Linked DNA regions of Homo sapiens: region 1 is linked to region 2. A link is a contact called in ENCODE Hi-C or POLR2A ChIA-PET data. All regions are on one chromosome and are shown on one strand. The core of a region is the stretch at or near the end of the contact, and the rest is flanking DNA. Distances in the headings are between cores, read along the strand shown. Region 1 has its middle 22 kb from the start of TEK. Region 2 holds the start of PLAA (phospholipase A2 activating protein).

The links. Hi-C counts contacts between places; a loop is a spot of excess contacts on that map. ChIA-PET counts read pairs that join two places held with the same protein, here RNA polymerase II (POLR2A).
Region 1: a loop to region 2 is called in a map of IMR-90, with 2.2 times the contacts of the local background. The contact joins the enhancer-like site here to the promoter of PLAA in region 2. A Hi-C loop is called at or near these places in 1 of 168 maps with a recorded cell type or tissue (IMR-90). POLR2A ChIA-PET finds 5 or more read pairs at or near these places in 1 of 52 experiments (OCI-LY7).

Annotation. Positions count from the first base shown.
Region 1 is chr9:27,086,043-27,088,742 of GRCh38, forward strand. No RefSeq gene overlaps it. Among named protein-coding and RNA genes, the nearest start is that of TEK, 22 kb to the right of the region's middle. Within about 2 kb of position 1,374, at least 2 of the 41 ENCODE cell types and tissues checked have a DNase peak (open chromatin) inside an H3K27ac peak, as active enhancers do; they include IMR-90, where a contact is called at or near this core.
Region 2 is chr9:26,945,964-26,948,663 of GRCh38, forward strand. PLAA (phospholipase A2 activating protein) reads right to left here and starts at 1,279. Exons shown (of 14, transcript NM_001031689.3): 1 at 934-1,279. The coding sequence starts at 1,082. It also overlaps a transcript of IFT74 not described here. RefSeq lists enhancers at 354-1,029, 773-1,032, 1,030-1,703, 1,293-1,602.

The DNA.
Region 1 (2,700 bases), core at 124-2,623, 140 kb after region 2:
CCTGTCATCCCAACACTTTGGGAGGCCAAGGCAGGCAGATCACGGGGTCAGGAGTTCGAGACAAGCCTGACCAACATGGTGAAACCCCGTCTCTACTAAAAATGCAAAAATTAGCCAGGCATGGTGGCGGGCACCTGTAATCCCAGCTACTCAGGAGGCTGAGGCAGGAGAATCGCTTGAACCCAGGAGGCAGAGGTTGCAGTGAGCCGAGATCATGCCATTGCACTCCAGCTTGGGTGACAGCGGGAGACTCCGTCTCAAACAAACAAACAAAACAACAACAACAACAACCAAAAAAAAGGCAAAAAAAAAAATTGGCTAAAAGGAAACTGTTCAAAATGCAAAAGACTTAAAACTGTGAAACCTCTAGCCTGCAGATCAACAGGAAAAAATCTGATTAGTCCATGGCCAAATGAACCAATTTAAAAGACACCATGAAAATGAAATTTGAAACAAAGTACCTATGAAATTTCAAATTATTTAAAGAACAAAACTATCCCATATGTTTCATTAAACATGAAAATACATTTTTAAACATAAATCTAAGTGTTATTAGCTTTCTTTCTCAACACATCGAGAAACTTAGGCAATGAGAATATTATCTGAGTTTCTTATCAGTTGTATTTTCTTATTTCTTGAATCACAACTATCCTTAAGATGAGAGCATCCTGGAAAATATTTATTTTTCTAAGACATTTGTCATCTTTTTAAAGGACTGCAGAAACTCAATTTTATTTTTTTAAAAAAACACTAACTCAAATTAAGTGGGCAATGTGTTCATGAAAAGGAAGAGAGATTCTGCCCCAATTCCTGGGGAAAGTCAGGGGCAGGACACAGAATATTCTTTTACAGTAACATTGGGATTGTCTTTTCTCATCAGCTCTAGGTTTAGACAAGCAGTGGGCCTGGTCTTTATGAGGTTTCCACTGAAATGAAGACAAGTGGGTGAAGGTAGAGACCAGGCATATCTTCCAGCGTGGGAGTGACTAAGAAGTGCCATATGTCTTCTTTTCAGCCTAAACCTTCAAAGAAGCAAATGATTACAGGGTAATTTAAACTATCAAGCTAAGAAAATGCACACACACATAATACCTAACTGTCAAAGGGCCGATTCACAACTTGGTCACTTAACTGAAGGAGAAAAGGAATGTTTGGAATTAGAATAAACAGACGCATATACAAACAGTTTATTATTTCTGCCAGAACTCTAAGTGGTTTCCCCATAATTTGGAGAATCTTCTGAGAAGGGTGCTCTGGAAATCCAAAGCTTATCTAGCAGAAACTCAAATTCAACACAAACCAAATAGATTCATCTTCCTCCGTAACCTACTCCTCTGCTTTTGACTTCTGTTTCTGCGTGACAGAGCCTGGTATCTGCGTTCTATTTATATTATATATTGTTATTCTGTGTTCCCAGAGAAACTGGAATGCAAAAACCTGACTGCATTTGCTCTTTAATAAAAACTATGGGCCGGGTGCAGTGACTCATGTCTGTAATCCCAGCACTTTGGGAGGCAGAGGAGGGCGGATCGCTTGAGCCCAGGAGTTTGAGACCAGTCTGGGTAATGTGGTGAAACCTTGTCTCTACAAAAATTACAAAAATCAGCCAGAGCGTGGTGGCGTGCACCTCTAGTCCCAGCTCCTCAGGAGGCTGAGGTAGGAAGATTGCTTGAGCCCAGGAGGTGGAGTTTGCAGCGAGCCGAGATCGTGCCACTGCACTCCAGCCTGGGCAACAGAGCTAGACCCTGTCTCAAAACCAAAACAACAACCACAACAACAACAACAAACCTATGTAATATAAGTTCTCCAGACTTCATTCCTCATTTGTAAATGAGGAATCAAACCTTGTAGGTAGAAAGAATAAAGAACATGGAAACCAGAAATATCTGTTCACACCCAAGTCTGCCATTTACCATGTGTATTGCCCTGGGAAATGTTAAGGGTCTCCTAGTTCTTACATTCTTTGACTTAATTATTTATCTGATGATGTTTCCATATTTGTTATTATATTGAAGAAAGTTAAATATTAACAAGACCCATAACATTAGTAGACATTGATTGCAGAGCCTCTACATATTGTGGGGAAACAAAGTTAGAGTTGAAAGGCTCCTAGGAAAGTGTTTTAATCCACTTCACTCTACACAGCCATGTTCTTGCCCACTCATGACTTTGCCTGTAGCTGCCTCCACCTCAACTTTCTCCCTCCCATCCATTTATTTATAGTCTATCCATACTTCAAAGCCCAACTCAAATATTTTCCCCTCACTGAAACCTCTTATGAAAATTTCAGTGAACATTGAACAATAACTGAACTTTCTAAATAAGTAATATTTAAATTCATTATGTATTTCCATGCTCAGCGATGTATAAAATATTTTTTTTTTTGAGATGGAGTCTCGCTCTGTCGCCCAGGCTGGAGTGCGGTGGTGCAATCTCAGCTCGCTGCAAGCTCTGCCTCCTGGGTTCATGCCATTCTCCTGCCTCAGCCTCCCGAGTAGCTGGGACTACAGGTGCCCACCATTACACCCAGCTAATTTTTTGTATTTTTAGTAGAGATGGGGGTTTCACCATGTTAGCCAGGATAGTCTCGATCTCCTGACCTCGTGATCTGTCCACCTTGGCCTCCCAAAGTGCTGGGATTACAGGCGTGAGCCACTGTGCCCGGCCTTATGATATACTTTTTGTTTCATATGCATGACT
Region 2 (2,700 bases), core at 29-2,528:
AATCTATCTTCCCCATCAGACTGTAAGAAAGCTCCAGAAACACTGGCAACTTGTCTGTCTTTATTCCTCTCCAGTATCCCAAACAAAGAGGAGGCACTCAACAGTTATCAACTGAATTTATGGATGGTGACTCAAATTCTAAAATCTCTAGCAGTGGGAGACCTACTAAATAACAAAATAACTAACCTCAATTTTTCTTTCTCTGAACTGCAATCTGTCTTCTAGGTCTTAAATATCCTGTTACAACCAGCCAAATCAGGGCTGAACCCGTGAACTCGATCAGGACTGATTCCTAACCTTTTTCTTCTTTTTTTTTTTGGTTCGTGAACCCTTCTGATAAATCCTTTGAAGGCAATGGATGCTGCTTCTCCTCAAGAAACAGCACATGCACAGAAACAAAACATCCGAGAGGTTTCACTCCCTCAGGACCAGCACAGACCACAGACTAAAATTCTAACCTGGACGAAAAGAGGATTCACCAGTGCAATTTTTGAGAACTAAAGTCTTCAAAAATTAAATTTTACAGAAGACTACAGAGCATCTTCTTCGAAAAAAAAAAAAAAAGAGGACATTTCAGATGCCTTCAAACTACCTCACTTCGGAGGGTGCAACTGCAATCAGTAAATTTTCAAGTCTAAAAGAAACTTGGGAGATCATCGTCCAAAAACTGAAGGCCCAAAAGGTAGGAGACTCGTCTGTGGTCAAGTTAGCACAACAAGGCAGGTCTTTGGTCCCCCAACCCTGTGCTCTTTCCACTTAAATCCCGATGGTTTCTTACAGAGTTCTAATAGTCTGAGAATTGGAAGGGAGCGGAGAGCAGAGGGAAGGCTGGGGGGAGAGAGAGACGGCAGGACTGACAGGGAAGGGTCACTCTCCTTCCACTCTCCGGGAAGCGTGCAACACAGCCGGGGCAACCCGACTCCCAGCGCTCACCTGTCTGGGGCCCAGAGGCGGGTGGTGCGGTCTCGGGACACGGACACAAAGGCTCCCGGCGGATAGGCGCAGCACACCAGGCCCCGTACGTCCAGCTCGTGGCCCCGGAGCGAGCAGCTCAGCCGGTACCTGGTTGCGCCGCTCGTCATGGCCAGTGTCTGTCTGGCGCCCGGTGCCCAGGCACTGTGCGAGACCAGTCCGCAGGGGCGACTCGGAGAGCGCCGGGCCGCGGCGGGAGAAGAGCCTGCAGGTAAGGGGCGGCCGGAGACCGGAAGAGCCCGAGAGCCGGTACGGAAGGGCGGCTGGGAAGGGGCGCGCCGAGCGGGCCGAGTGACACAGCAAGCCTGACAGGCACTCCGGAATTCATCATCGGCCTCAGCCCTCCATGACGCAGAGTGTGTGCGTCCCAACCGCCGACGCCGATGCGGAGCTGAGCTGGCTTTCCTCCAGGGCTCTGGACTCCCTGCTGAGCAAGAGAGAAAGAGGCCCGCCCTTCCACCAGGACGCCTGACCCTGGGGTCCTTCCCAAACCCGGGTCTCTTCCGACTCCGGGCCCAACAGTTTGTGGTAAATCGGGAAGCGGGCCGGGACTACAATTCCCATAATGCCGCGCCAGCTGGCGTGGACATCCGGCGCGCCGAATCCGGATATTTTAAACCTGAGTCTTTCGCGCTGGGCATGGCGGAATGGCTGAGTGAGGTTGTTTGGTGTCTACTGTTAGGTCATCCTCACTGCTTTTCCCTGAGAATCTCGAGGTTTTTGCAAGTTAACCTTGTTTTTCAATTAAAACGAGAAAGCTTGAGGCCAAATTGGGAACTATTAATCATTGAACTATTCCTCCGTTTCAAGTTATCTGAATCTCCTACTCTCTGTTGTCAAATTTAGCAAATACGGTGGTCCAAGTCAATTTTTTAAAGGTATAACTACTTTTCTCTGGCGGCTTGTTAAAATGTAGATTCTGATTCAGTAGGTCTGAGTTAGAGCTGAGATACGTATTTTTAACAACCCCGCCGCCCACCCACCCGTGGTGCTACTTGCTAGTCATTATCAGACCTTATTGAGTGCCAGGGTAAACATGACCTGTCTCCTTACTTTGTTTTCTTCCCATCCGCTATTCTCTCGCATCCAACTACACTTTTCCACAAACCTTTCTAAATTGCTAAGCCCAATTCACACTTTTCTGACTTCTCCCTTCCTAAAACTCCTACTCTAGGTTTGGAATCACTTTTCCCCTGGTTTGGGAGATCATTCTTGAAATGCTGACTTTTGATACTTCTTTGCTATCATATCCCCTCCCTGGGTGGATTATTTACTACTTGGCTTATTTCTAGAGCTGTATTCCCATATTGTCTTCTCCAAACTCTAGATCTGTATTTCTAGCTATCTGTTAGAAATCTGTACCAATTAGTCCTACTTAAATTATTTCAACATTTCTCTGGCCTTTCTACCCCTTCTCTCCAGCCAATCCTACACATTAAAATATAATTATCTTTCTGAAATATACACTTAATTGTTTTTTCTCTGTTTGACAACCTGTGATGGCTTTCCATTATTTTTTTTTTTTTTTTTTTTTTTTTTTTTTTTTTTTTTTTGAGACGGAGTGTCGCTCTGCTGCCAGGCTGAGTGCAGTGGCGCGATCTCGGCTCACTGCAACCCTCGCCTCCCGGGTTCAAGCGATTCCTGCCTCAGCCTCCCGAGTAGCTGGGACTACAGGAGCGCGCCACCATGCCCAGCTAAATTTTGTGTTTTTAGTAGAAACGAGTTTCA